Linked DNA regions of Homo sapiens: region 2 is linked to region 1. The links are chromatin loops, found by intact Hi-C in ENCODE. Cell type or tissue: heart left ventricle. All regions are shown on one strand. Links, peaks and the distances in the headings refer to the core of each region. The heading gives the core; the rest is flanking DNA.

Evidence for each region. Peaks named below come from ENCODE experiments on the same cell type or tissue, not always from the same donor. Only the 100,000 strongest peaks of a DNase experiment are listed, where the experiment ranks them.
Region 2: a loop joins it to region 1, with 2.5 times the contacts of the local background. A loop is called at or near these places in 3 of 110 quality-filtered maps.

Annotation. Positions count from the first base shown.
Region 1 is chr9:17,820,795-17,827,985 of GRCh38, reverse strand. No RefSeq gene overlaps it. Among named protein-coding and RNA genes, the nearest start is that of SH3GL2, 250 kb to the right of the region's middle. In heart left ventricle, for the core only: a CTCF peak has its summit at 3,642; no DNase peak of the experiment used is centred there; H3K27ac peaks cover 2,081 bases.
Region 2 is chr9:17,961,205-17,968,395 of GRCh38, reverse strand. It overlaps a transcript of ADAMTSL1 not described here. Among named protein-coding and RNA genes, the nearest start is that of SH3GL2, 390 kb to the right of the region's middle. In heart left ventricle, for the core only: no CTCF peak of the experiment used is centred there; no DNase peak of the experiment used is centred there.

The sequences.
Region 1 (7,191 bases), core at 1,374-6,373:
CTCTACAACAAATACAAAAAAAAAAAAATAGCCAGGTGTGGTGGCACATGTCTATAGTACGAGCTATTTGGGAGGCTGAGGCAAGAGGATTGTTTGAGTCCAGGAGGTTGAGGCTACAGCTGAGCCATGTTCATGCCACTGCACTCCAGCCTGGGTGAGAGAGCAAGACCCTGTCTCAAAAAAAAAAGTGTCATTTGGAATATTCCAGTACAAATAAGCAAAACTAACACCCAGATCTTAGTTTCTAAATACCATTTTCCCCTAAAAGGAATTAGCGTTCTTTAAGAACTGGCTGATTCCAGAAGTGTACCTGGAAAAGTACAAGATAAGCGTGGAACATCTTGCTACGCGGAAGGCAAAGATGTGCTCAAAGAAGGCAAGGACTTGTCGGAAGCATAAGGGGCCATTTGAAGGAACTCAACCTGGGACAATTTGGCTCCAAAGTAAATATCAATAGTACAGATTATAGCTCATGGAATACATTAAAAATCCATGGGTCTATAGTTATGCAAATATGTAAATGAGAAATAACAGAAATCTGTTCCTTGCAGTAGGATGACAACTATTAATAATAGATACAGAAGAAATGATGTAAATGAATGCAGGAATGATGGAATAAGAAAAGAATCACCATTTGACAAAAACTGTTTGGATCCTACGCAGAAAACTATGTATTTCTTTTGCTATAAGGCATATCAGCATGACAATTGGTAAAATTTGAATAGATATGTAGATTGGATAATAGCTGTACAAATGTTAATTTCCTAGTTTGGATAATTGTGCTGTAGTTATGTAAACAAATAACCGTTTTAGGCAACAATCACCAACTGATGCTAAAACTAAGTGATAAGAAGCAGAATTTTTAGATTGTCTGGATGTATCTCCCCACCAGACTCTTATTAATTACAAATGAAAAAAAAATAGTAACTTTACAGTGTAGAAATCTCACTGACCATACGTTAACAAAGTGTTCAAAGTTGACATAACGTATAATTGTCAGTAGATAACATTTGCCTTCTGTGATGATGCACTGAGAAAAACATCATTATTTCTGTGGTATTGATTCCAAAAGGGCATAACCCGAACCAATCATGGGCAAGTGTGATGGTTACTACTGAGTGTCAACTTGATTGAATTAAGGGACACAAGGTATTAATCCTGGGTGTGTCTGTGTGGGTGCTGCCAAAAGAGACTAACATTTGAGTCAGTGGGCTGGGGAAGGCAGATCCACCCTTAATTTGGTGGGCACCATCTAATCAGCTGCCAGCGAATATAAAGCAGGCAGAAAAACATGAAAAGGAGAGACGGGCCTAGCCTCCCAGCCTACATCTTTCTCCTGGGCTTGATGCTTCCTGCCCTCAAATATCAGACTCCAAGTTCTTCAGTTTTGGGACTTGGGCTAGCTTCCTTCCTCCTCAGCTTGCAGGCAGCCTACTGTAGGACCTTGTGATTGTGTAAGTTAATACTTAATAAACTCCTCTATATATATACAATATATATAATATATAATATTAGTTCTGTCCCTCTAAGAGAACTCTGACTAATACAGCAAGCATTGGACAAACCCAAAATGAGAGACATGCGACAAATTCACTGGCCAATAATCTTCAAAAATGTCTAGGTCATGAAAAAGACTGAGGAACTTATGGGAGACTGAAGACACATGACAACTAAATGCATCATATGATCCTAGATTGGATCCTACCCAGAAAAATATATTTTTCTTTTGCTATAAGGCATATTAGTATGACAACTGGTGAAATTTGAATGGGTCTGTAGATTGAATAATAGCTGTATGAATGTTAATTTCCTGGTTTTGATAATTGTGTTATAGTTATATAAAAGAACGCCCTTGTTTCAAGAAACACACACAGAATAATTTAGGCATAAAGAAGCATTATATCTTCAGAGCACTTTCAAATGATTCAGAGAAAGAGAATGAAAAATCATCTCTGTAAAATGTTAACATGTTGGAATCTGGGTTAAAAACATATGGGAATTCTTCCAAATATTTTTCCAACCTTTCTGAAAGCCTGAAATTATTTTAAAATAAAAGGTTTTTAATATTTTTTAAATTTTAAAATAATTAAATACAAAATTCCAGGGAGTTTCTACTAAAAGCAAAAAAAAAGAAGAAGAAGAAGAAGGAAGAGAAAAAGTCACATGGAATCCCTTACAGGGTGGATGGGGTAAGGCTGGGGGTAGGAAGAGATTTCTTTTCTTGTACCCACTGTAGGTCCAGAGTGGTGACTGCCCAGCCAGATTTCCTATTTTCCTTATGTTTCCTGGCCTAATTTCATAATGCCTACAGCCAGGAAATACTGGCTTTCCACCTCCATCCAAACAGGCACCCACACATTCAAAGCCCAGATGTACACTGGAATCATCTCTGAGCATCCCTTGAGATCATACTACCCAGAGGGCAGACAGCCCAATACCTGCCTCTAACTAAAGGTCTTGATTATTTTGCTGACTGTGTCTCCTCTCCAGCTTTGGTCTTCTGTCCCTGCCCCCAAGAATCTAACCAACATTTTACAAGGTTTCAATTTTGAGAAACCACATGCTATATTGGGAAGAGCGCTGAACTGAGAGTCTTACCTCTACCATCAACTAGCTCTGTGAGCTCAGATAACTCACTTCTATAGTCCTCATACATAAAATCAAGAATTTGAATGGAATCTTCTTAAAAATAGTCTCTTTCATCTCTAAAAAGTTGAAAGGTATTTTTTAAAAGACTCCTCTGACTTTAGATAGGTTGCATCCCCATGAGAACAAACTTTTCCTCCTGAAGGAAAGAGATGAGATCTTGCACTTGATTCTCAAGGTTGACCTTGGTTTGAGTTCATGACATTGACATTGCTTTACTCAAGGGAAGGACTACAGCCAAGAGGCAACATTCCTACACCCAAGTTCTATTTTATCCCAAACCCTGCCAGCTTTGCTATGTTTAGCTTAAACTATTTCTGGATGCACAACAGTTAATCACCTCCTCCAGTGAAAAATTCAAGGAGAAAAAAATGCAAAAAAGTCCTATAATCACTCCTAAATGCCCCTAACTCTTCTCCTGGATCCCTCTCTCCCCCACCCTTCATCTCTGAGATTTCTCTGCTATCACCACAACAGTGTGCACACGAGCTGTCCCCCTGTTTCTGGAATGCTCAGTTATCTATTTCCTTTAGTCTTGGCTCAGATTCAGCAGCTACAAGCTGTCAAGGAGTTGGGAGAGAGAGACTGTGCCCAATCTGGCATGAAAGCAGGACCTGGGCACACACATTTTAGAAAATCATTCTTTGGGCTTTGCCTTCTCCCTGGGCTGTTCATCCATGCTAACATCTTTGACACTCTTTCCCCAAGTCCCAAACCTCTAGAATACCATCTGTTCTCTCAGTGACTACTAAGCACAACTCCATTTACTTTTTCAGATTTTTCTATAATCTGATTGTTCCTTTACTCAAAGAAAAAAAATTCAAGTTAGAAATATTTGTGCTCAACTTCCCTTGTGGGGCCAGATAAGGGAATACAATGGAAGTCTTATATCCTAGAGGAATGCAAGGAATCCCAAAGATGGGCACAGGCTGTTGGAGCTAAGAGTGCTTTTTATAACTGAAAACACAACAGCAACGAGAGAGTGGTGCAAGCTGGATAGACCTAGGGGGCCCCCTAAGGTCATGAAGTTTCTCTAAAAAAGAGGAGGTAAAAATATTTTAATTCCTCTAACATGTCAATTTTTTAAATTATGAAAATATCAAAATATAAAAATGTCAAACACACAAAAAGTAAAAATATCAGTACAATGAATACCCATAGCATTTTGCATATTTACTTTCTTACATTTTCATATGTATTTCCATATTTGGTTTAATATATTCTTGTGTGTTGTATTTGCATATACATGCATGTGTTTGTGTGTACAGCATTATAAAATGCCATATATATATATATATACTTTAATTTCCAAAAAATAAGGACATTTTGTGACAACATCAGTAACATTATTACCCTTAAAGTTAACAAAAATTCCATATCATGTAACATCCTGGTGTCTAATCCATTGTCCTAGTCATATAAAAAATGTGTTTTATAGTTGGTTTCTTCAGAATAGGATTTAATCAGAGCAAGCCAGTGGTCTAGCTAACTATACAGCATTTTGCATTTATCTAATAATTTCCTCTTGGTGTCATCTAACTTATCTCTCTCCACTGTTTTTCTTTACCTTGAAGATTACATCTAAAGGCGTGGTTAGATTCAGGTTAAGATTTTTGGTAATCACTCTTCATAGGTGATGCTGTATAGTTCACATTACAACATATCAAGAGGCATACGATGTCTGGTTGGGAAACTAAATTTCACCACCTGGCAAAGTGCAGTCAGTTCTGCTATAATGCCACCTATGCATTCCTGAAAACCACTGTGCTATGGAAAACTGCACATTATGAACCGTAAGACCCATGAGGAAAATTAGGTTAGAGGTCATATATTCAAAAACTTTGTCAGTGACGTGTACAAAAAAAAAGATAGATACCTATTAAAAATAGCACAGTTTTATATATGGGAAGTGATTAAGAAATATATAAATACTACAACAAATACAGCTCTTTACCTTGAAAAATACCCAAAGGACTATAAATCATGCTGCTATAAAGACACATGCACACGTATGTTTATTGCAGCACTATTCACAATAGCAAAGACTTGGAACCAACCCAAATGTCCAACAATGATAGACTGGATTAAGAAAATGTGGCACATATACACCATGGAATACTATGCAGCCATAAAAAATGATGAGTTCATGTCCTTTGTAGGGACATGGATGAAATTGGAAATCATCATTTTCAGTAAACTATTGCAAGAACAAAAAACCAAACACCGCATATTCTCACTCATAGGTGGGAATTGAACAATGAGATCACATGGACACAGGAAGGGGAACATCACACTCTGGGGACTGTTGTGGGGTGGGGGGATGGGGGAGGGATAGCATTGGGAGATACACCTAATGCTAGATGACGAGTTAGTGGGTGCAGCGCACCAGCGTGGCACATGTATACATATGTAACTAACCTGCACAATGGGCACATGTACCCTAAAACTTAAAGTATAATAATAAAATTTTTTTTAAAAGATTTAAAAAAAAAAGGAAAAAAAAAAACCTGAAATTTGTTTGTGGAGTTAGACATCAGGATTGTTGCAGCTTATGAGTTACTGTGAAGTGGTGGAAGGGAGGGTCATCTGAAGTCGGCTGGAATTTCCAGCGCTAGATGTGGTTGGGCATGGCTCGCCACACAGGCAGTGAAATGGGGTAGCTGGTAGATGTCTGAGGTGTGTACATGTGTGCACTTTGTGTATTCCTACGTGGCTTGGTTCAGCTGGGTATAGTTTTCTGCACTTACCTAGCGTTTGTTGTGTACAAAGCTGTGTATAAATATATGTGAAAGTATACTATGCTCAAAGTATATCGATTGCATTAGAAAGGTTTACATTTCAAAACAGAGTATATGAGAACTGACTGATTTTGTAATTTACATCTTCTCCTTTTCTTGATCAATCTAGCTTGATGTTTTACCAATTTTGTTGATGTTGTCAAAGAATGAGCTGCTGGTTTCATTGACTTTTTTTCTATTCTTTTGTTCTCTGGTTCATTTATTGTGCTCTTATCTGTATTATCTCCTTTCCTCTTTTCCTAGCTTCCTAAGGTGGAGGTTTAGATAATCAATTGTAGATCATTTTTCTTTTCTAAGCTTTTAGAAGTATACATTTCTCATTAAGTACTGCTTTAGCTGCATCTCACAAATCCTGATAGATTATGTTTTCACTAGCATTGGGATCAAAATATTATCTAAGATTTTTCACATTTGCAAAGATGGAGTAAACACACCTTTTCCTATTCTTTAAGTATAGCTAAAATTCCTGGACATTATGTATAAAATAAATGTAAGAAGCAAACAGCAAAAGGCAGGCAGGCTGGGGACCTCAACACATGAGGGATGACATGACTCCACATTGATATTCATGAAGCAGAAGCTTTGTAAGGATCCTGAACTCAAACTTCTGTCTGGTACTAATGAGGCAGAACCCACCTGCTGCTGGGTATCCATGAAGGCCAACTGGGGAACTTAGACTTTCATCACCACCTGTCAGCAACAAGATATGCTTCCCTTGTCCTACTAGAGCAGTGTCAGAGGAAGACTAATAAGTAAAATAGACTGTTTAAGTAAGATCCAGTATCTATCTCATGATATAATACTGAAAATACTCAAGATTCAACTGAAAATCACTTGTTATACCAAGAATCAGGAAAATCTGAACTTGAACAAGAAAAGACAATGATTAGATGAATGTATTAAAGCAAACTAAATATGGCCTGAGAAGGACTCCATACTTCTATATTTGAGTCCTTGTGGATGAACTGCAACCTAACTTAATAGGTAAGGCAAGATTGAAAACCTAACTTAGGAGTATGCACCTGTAACAATCGCTGACTCTTGGCCAATCCCAACAGCCATACTTCAACCACTCATACACTGCTGAGTGTTCAAACTATGTTCAAATAAGGCAAATACCAAACTGTAACCAATCCACCTGTTTCTGTACCTCACTTCTGATTTCTATACGTCTTTTTACTTTTTTTGTCTATAAATTTGTTCTGACCACGAGGCACCTCTGGACTCTTTTTGAATCTGCTGTGATTCTGGGGGCTGCCTGATTCACAAATCATTCATTGCTGAATTAAACTCCTTTAAATTTAATTCAGCTGAAGTTTTTCTTTCAACAGATGCCAACATCAAGATGACATAGATGTTAAAGTTATCTGACGAGGATTTTAAAGCTGAAATCATAAAAATGCTTTAAGAAGAAATATGAATACTCTTGAAATAAATGAAAAAATCAAAAATCTTTGCAAAGGAAGAGAAAGCTTCAGCAAAGAAATATAAGCTATAAATAAGAACCAAATGAAATTTTTTTTTTTTTGAGACAGAGTCTTGCTCTGTCACCCAGGCTGGAGTGCAGTGGCATGATCTTGGCTCACTGCAACCTCCCCTTCTCAGGTTCAAGCAAGTCTCTTGCCTCAGCCTCCCAAGTAGCTGGGATTACAGGTGTGTGCCACCACACCCAGCTAATTTTTTATATTTTTGGTAGAGATGGGGTTTCACTATGTTGGCCAGGCTGGTCTTGAACTCCTGACCTCAG
Region 2 (7,191 bases), core at 1,001-6,000, 140 kb before region 1:
ATGAAATAGCCAGCACACTGTTCTCATACTATTCCCTCAGTTCTTCTCTTCTGACATGTATTTAGAAATTGTAACACTTAGGAAGAAAACATACACACACAAATGCATCCATACCTGAAGAAGGGTGGGAACTGCTAGTGGCACAATGCCTTCCTGGAGGTATAGAATAAATACGTATTGCATCATGAGATGGAGGAGGATAAAGAGATCATGAACCTGAAAACCTTGGTAGCAGTACACACTAAGGTCTTCAGTCTTCAATGTAATCCATAGGTTCCATTTCAGAGACCCAGGAAGAGAGTAAGTGAAGATTCTTCCTCGAACAACTAAAGCTACATTAGACAAATGCCTGTTCACCCAAGATTGGAGTAACAGCTGTGCATAGCAACGTGCTCTCTGGTTGTATAACAGAGAATGAGATGGAACAGTTCACAAGTGGTCAGTGAGCAAGGCCAAGAGCAAGTTACACACCCTGTCTATTGGCAAATACAAAGTCCGAATAGACTTTTCATGATCCCAGTGTGAATAAACAGAAGAAGACCTTGGACAAAAGGAGGAAAACTAGAAATTTTGAGAAAATGGAGAAAGTATATACATGTTAAAATTATTTACTATAAGAACCAAAAGAATATTTCAGAAAAGCAGTTACCATCCTCAATAGGACACAAAAGACCTCTATGAATCAGAAATAGAAATCTATAAAGGAAGAAAAAGCTGAGATATAAGAAGCAAACTAAATCAGATAAAGTAGGATGACAAAAAAACTAAAAGACTAACTATGGCTGTATGATCTATATTGGAAATATTTAATCTTCCTAAGCCTCTTTTTTGTCATCTATATGGTTGGTGTAATGGTATTTTACACAACTGCTTTGAGAGTTGTGTGTAAAGTGCTAGGAAAAGTGCTTGACTCACAGTAGCTGCTCAATGAATGTTAGCTGGTATTACTATAGTTACCCATCTTTACAGAATCACAGATACAAAAAGTCAATTTAGAGATGAATCTAAAGAACATAAGAATAGTAATCATGGCAAATTGAATTGGCAAAAGATTGAAACTAGTTATCTATAAAATAATAAATAATGTGGCAGGAGTACAAATTACTATAAGTTGCCAGAAAATAAATTTTCCAGAAAGTAGCAGGAGCCTTAAAATGGAATATACCAGGAATTCTTAGACATTCCAACTCTAAGAATGAATGTGTACGGGTATTTGTTTATTTCCTACCTACATCCGGACATGCCCTAGAGACAATGATCAAACTGGCAGCAATAATGCTACCTTTAGTGCCCATATTATATAGGTTCTGAAATAGTATTCTCACTTAAGGATATTACAACTTTTAGAAAAGTATCTGATTTCAGTCAACCTGAATTTCAATAATAATAAAAATTACAATGGACTGTAACCCAAATGCCTTTAAATCCGTGAGTTAATAATAACATTTATAAATAATGGCCACTTTCAAAGATGTTGGAAAATCAATTCATTATCTTGGTAACTACTAAATAAAAGAAAATATTACACCCTTTTTCTTTTTTTCTTACATGAACTGTACTATTAGGTAATCAAACAACAGGATTGGGGAGGGAAATCCTTAAAAAGTAATCCAAATAATAATAAAAGAAAAAGAAATGCTAGAATTAGACTATCACCATTTGTAGCACTCAGTGAATGAAGAGATATAAATATTAAGGCCAATCGGCCTTTATTTTTTCACAGATAATTGTAAGGAAATAAAGAGATGAAGGGGAAATCTACAGACAAAAAGAAAACTAGACATGTTTTTAAAGGGCAAGACTAAACTATATTATCACTGGATGCACATTCTGCTCAATCACATTTTGTTGATAAAACTACAAAAAGAAAAATACAAAGAAGTAAAAAAAGTTACTATAAAGGGCAGAATGGTGGTACTTATTGCAGAAGGGAGGGTCTGTGATCGGAATGCGGCACATGAAGAGGCTTCTGAGTGCGTAGCAAAGTCCTGTTTCTTCGCTTGGGTGGTGTTCACCTTCAACTTCATTAAGTCATATATTTGATTTCTGTGGTTTTTGTACTTGTTTTATTTTACAGTAAAAAGTTAAAAAAAGTAAATGAGCAAGTAAACCTTTTCTATACTAACACTCTGACATAGCACTTACTATACTTACTTATTTCTTCTCTGTGTTTCCTATGGGCTTGTTTCCTTAAAGCAAGAACTGTGCCTTCAGGTATTCATTGATGAGTATTCAGAAGGTTTCCCAGACCTCTCTTAATCTGGATCTATCCAAGAAGCTCCTGGTGGGCCTCAACATTTCTAAAATATGTGGACCATATTTGCAACAATGTGACAAACAACTTTTATTCCACTGCACTGGTACTCAGAAACAGGAGATTCGTTTGCTTGTTTGCTTTATTTCACTAGTTCAAAATTTGGCAGGAGAAGAACAAAGTAGAGAAGACCCAAGTGATTGGAACAGGCCATAGTTCCTGGCTAGTAGATGTGCCATCATCAGCAAAAAAGCTGCCTGGCTTTACTTCTGGGATGTAGAATCCCATCGCCCAGAGGACTGGGATATCTGAGAGTTCTGAGCAGACCAAAGCAATCTAGCATCCTCATAACCTGGAGAAACAGTCAACCACACTTACTTGGATGGGTACTTACATGCCCTTGGGGCCTCCAGCTCACAGAATCAATTATTCAAGCCCAATTGAATTGAAAGTCTGAAAATAATCTCCTTTTAGTCATAGGAATTGTCAAAACTCTGAATATCCCAATTTATCATGTATGATGGAACTTTCTTTAAGGATACCACAGAAATCTTTACCAGGACTTGGTTGGTTTGGTTTGTCTCTAATGAATAAAGTTAAAATAATAAGCGATGTGATTGCTTTAAATTTTTTAAAAGATCAGCCTAAATATAGCACATCAGTTAGTAATTAACATAGATGGAATACTTTTTATTCCACAATGCCAGAAATTCAGTATTTAATGAATGAAATCAATATGCCTGCCTTGATGGTCTATAATAATTCATCAGTATTTAATGTAAGTATATTCTCTAGAGGTACAAAGTACAAAATGTGCTAAATTTGGGTTGTATCATATTTCTTCTTCTTTTGTAAAAATAAGTTGTTTTGCTTTTATTCTGGTATAAAACTATTTTCTCCCTTTAAATGTTCATAGGAAAAAAATTGAAACTCTTCTATTGAAATATATGCCAGAAAATAGATAGAAAAGAAATATAAATTACAAGCCTGCAGAAAATTAAGTTTTACTCTATCTTCATTCTATTTAATTTCCAGGTTGTCCATTATATGTTATTGTTATTGTAAAAATACTAAATAGAAAATAAATCTAGCTGAGTGCAGTGGCTCACACCTGTAATCCCAGCACTTTAAGAGGCTGTGGCAGGTGGAACACTAGAGGCCAGGAGCTTGAGACCAGCCTGAAACAGAGGTTGCAGTGAGCCAAGATCACGCCACTGCACTCTAGCCTGGGCGACAGAGCAAGACTCTGTCTCAAAAAAGAAAAGAAAAGAAAAGAAATCCAGATGAAGTAAATGCTTAAATGTTGTTTTTAAACAAGATAATTTTCCCCAAAAGAAAGCCACGAAATAAAACTTCTTTAATGTTTAGATCACTGTGGATTCACATGTAGTTATAAGAAGCAACACAGAGAAATCCCATGTGCCCTTTCCCCAGTTTACCTTAATGGTAACATCTTCTACCACTACAGTACAAGAGCATAACAAAGATATTAACATTGATATCATCCACCTATCTTATTCAGATTTCCACAGTTTTACTGACACTCATTTGTGTGTACCTATGTGTATATTTAGTTAAACACAGTTTTGTTATGTGAGTATGTTCATGTATTCGCCACTACTGTCGAGACACAGAAGAGTTTTGTCACCACGCAGGGATTCCTTGCGTTGCCCCCTCCTGACTGTTCCCTTCTCCCTAACCCCTGGCTACCACTAATTTGTTTTCATCGCTATAATTTTGTCACTTCAAGAATGTTACATAAATAGAATCCTACAGTGTAGAATATTGTTTGTAGGGGTTGGAGAATATATAGTTTCAGTAAATAAAGAGTTTTAAAGTCATCAGCAACCAAAGAGGAAAGGACGACACAGGAATGACATAGCTTATGAGCAAGGCAGCAGTCACTTTTTACTAACGCCACACAGAGCACATGGTGTTCCATCAAGTGACCAAGGAAATATTTTTACTACCCAGAAGGATTTATTTTTCTATGTATAGTGTGTTACTAATAACTAAGTTTGTAAACTTTTTGATCAATCTTCAAACAGCAGGTGGTCAAGGAAACATGGTTTTCACAATTTTGTTTTTCCTTTTTGGTTTACCATGCCTTGTAAAACTTTGTCTAATTGGTGCCATATATTGCACTAAATAAAAAAATAATAATTTGAGAGACATAAATCTATGAGCATGTTAAAGGCACAGCTAAATATAATTGAGGAGAATTGGAAAGTGAGAGCCAGCAGGACGATTCCAGCTGTCACTGAGGATTCCGTTTTTAAAAAATTTGGCTCTTAAGTAGTAAAATGAGGAGATGGGGTTAGAATTCTTTTCTTCCTGGGAATCTTTCAACAAAAACAAAAAATGAAGGGATCTATTAACAAAAATTTCTGTTAGGCTAGAGGGACAAAGGCCCATTACAGTTTTAGTGTCCTCCAATTTGAATCTCAATCTGCACTACTTGATGTTACATAATGAAGTGAACCGTATTAAAAAACGGGAAGCTGCTAGAACTCAGGCTTCCAGAATTGAATGTCTATCCTTTTAGAATCAACAACATGCAGATGTCAGAGTCTAAAACTTCCCAAAAACTCATTGATTTCTCTTGATTCCCTACTGTTTTTCATACGGAATACTGTTTCACCTTTAATCTCAATTTGAACAATCCTGCTGCCAAATTTTATTACTTTAACAATTGTTTTCTTTAAATAGCTCTTTCTCTAATAAAATGTCATCCTGAATGACTACTAGCTGTGCTCTAACTTTCCCCTCAAAATGTCCACAGTCTAATATCTAGCCTTCTTTAGTATCTATGTTTAAAAACTCCAACCATATAAAGGGATAAATAGGCGAATAAATATATGATAAAGCAAACATAGCAAAACATTAACTATAGAATTTATTCAGGGATAGCTAAGATTTCAAATTATTTTGACACTTCTGTATGTTTGAAATTTTTCATAATAAAATGAAAGAAACTTCAGCCTCAGAAAGGGAGCTAGATATAATTGGGCCACTTCACACAAACTAAAAATAAAAAAGGACTTTAATGGAATTGTTCAAATGAACCTCTAAATCTCATTTACTTATCTCAAGGGCATTTTGCCAAAAGGTAGCTAAATGCAAGTTTTAGTGCCCCGAAGGTCACAGGGAATCCTATCTCCTGGCCCCAAGCCCTGACACAGGGTGACATCATGAGAAATAGTTTCAACTGATGTGGCTCCCTGAATACCAACCGACAATTACTTCACCAGGAAACTTGGCAACAAGGCCATGTACTTTGAGTGTGATGTCACTGTTCAACCCATGAAATAACTGCACGCTGTGCAAAGTTGTCCTCAAAGGAAAAGAAGTTGAACATATTCAGGAAAACAGATGAAAGCATACCTGAAATTTTAAAACATATACAACTGTATCAGAAATCATAAGTTTAAAGATATCATATGGGGGAAATAATGTAATTGGTCCAATGAATTTCCACAAAGAAGCTTATAAACAGATCTAGAACTTGCTAGTTCTGAACTTGAAGCACACTGGTTCCAGGATCTCACACTTTTCTGCAGTGACACAATCACAACCATGAATGATTCAGATAACATTCTCAATGAGAAGTTTTCTTTACACATAGATAGCAGGCCCTGGATTTTTGCTCTAACATTGGTTGTGTAAGGTAAAGCACAGTACTGAGAGATGAAAAATGCCAGAAAATCCACTCTAACTAGGGCTTATTTTCATAGACACATAATAACGCTTGATACTGTGCACAAAACCGGAGATAAAAAATGTAAAACAACTGACAGGAAAGTGTTCAAAAGGTATCCTGTGATATTCACAGGGAAGTCAATTCATAGTCAGTGGTACATTTCTGGGGCAGGGCTTCCTTGCCCTCCCAGTTTTAGAGTGTGGTCTCATTATAGCCCTTCAGGTAGGTTTAAACTAAGGCTGGTAAGCCTGGGTTCTGGTTTCACCCTGGTCAGCCGAGGGAAGGTCAAGACGTAGTCTCATAAAGTGGAACTGGAATTAGGACATGTGAGTCCAATCTCCAGCTCTGACCCTCAACCTCTAGCTATGTTGTTCAACCTCTAAGCAACTCTTTTTTCTTTTTCTCATCTCGATAGTAAAGATAATCAAATCTTCCTGCTGCAAGTCAATGTGTCTCTACACCACAAAGCTCTGTATAAGAGTGAATGCTACTATGTTTTTGGATGAGATGAGAATTCTACTTTAGTCTAAGCTTATGGCTCCAGGGAGTTCTGAAAAGGAACCCTGATTCTTGGGGTTCTCAGGAGGTGCTAGAGCTGTGGTGACCACACCATGCTGCTCTCCCCTGCAACTCCCTTAGATGGGGCAGAAATGGGAAAGGCCTTCAAATTAAAGGGCCACAGGCAAATAGAGAGGGAGTCCCCAGAGTGGGCTCATTTTCACCCCTGATGCTTCACACAGCAGCAAAGCCTGCTCCACATAAAAATGAATCTGGAGCTGAAATCAAATCAGCAAACTGAATATAATCATTTAAAAACTTTTGGAACACACAGCCAACAGTCAAATGGCAAGTGTACCTCACCACCACCTTTCATCATCTCTCTTAAAAATAGGCCTGGTGTGGTGGCTCACGCCTGTAATCCCAGCACTCTGAGAGGCTGAGGCAGGCAGATCACCTGAGGTCAGGAGTTCGAGACCAGCCTGACCAACATGGAGAAACCCCATCTCTACTAAAAAATATACGAAATTAGCCAGGTATGGTGGCACATGCCTGTAATCCCAGTTACTCAGGAGGCGGAGGCAGGAGAATCACTTGAACCCGGGAGGTGGAGGTTGTGGTTAGCCAAGATTGCGTCATTACACTCCAGCCTGGGCAACAAGAGCAAAACTCCATCTCAAAAAAATAATAATAATAATCACAACATCCATGAAAAGTTATTGTACCCATTAGGTGAAAA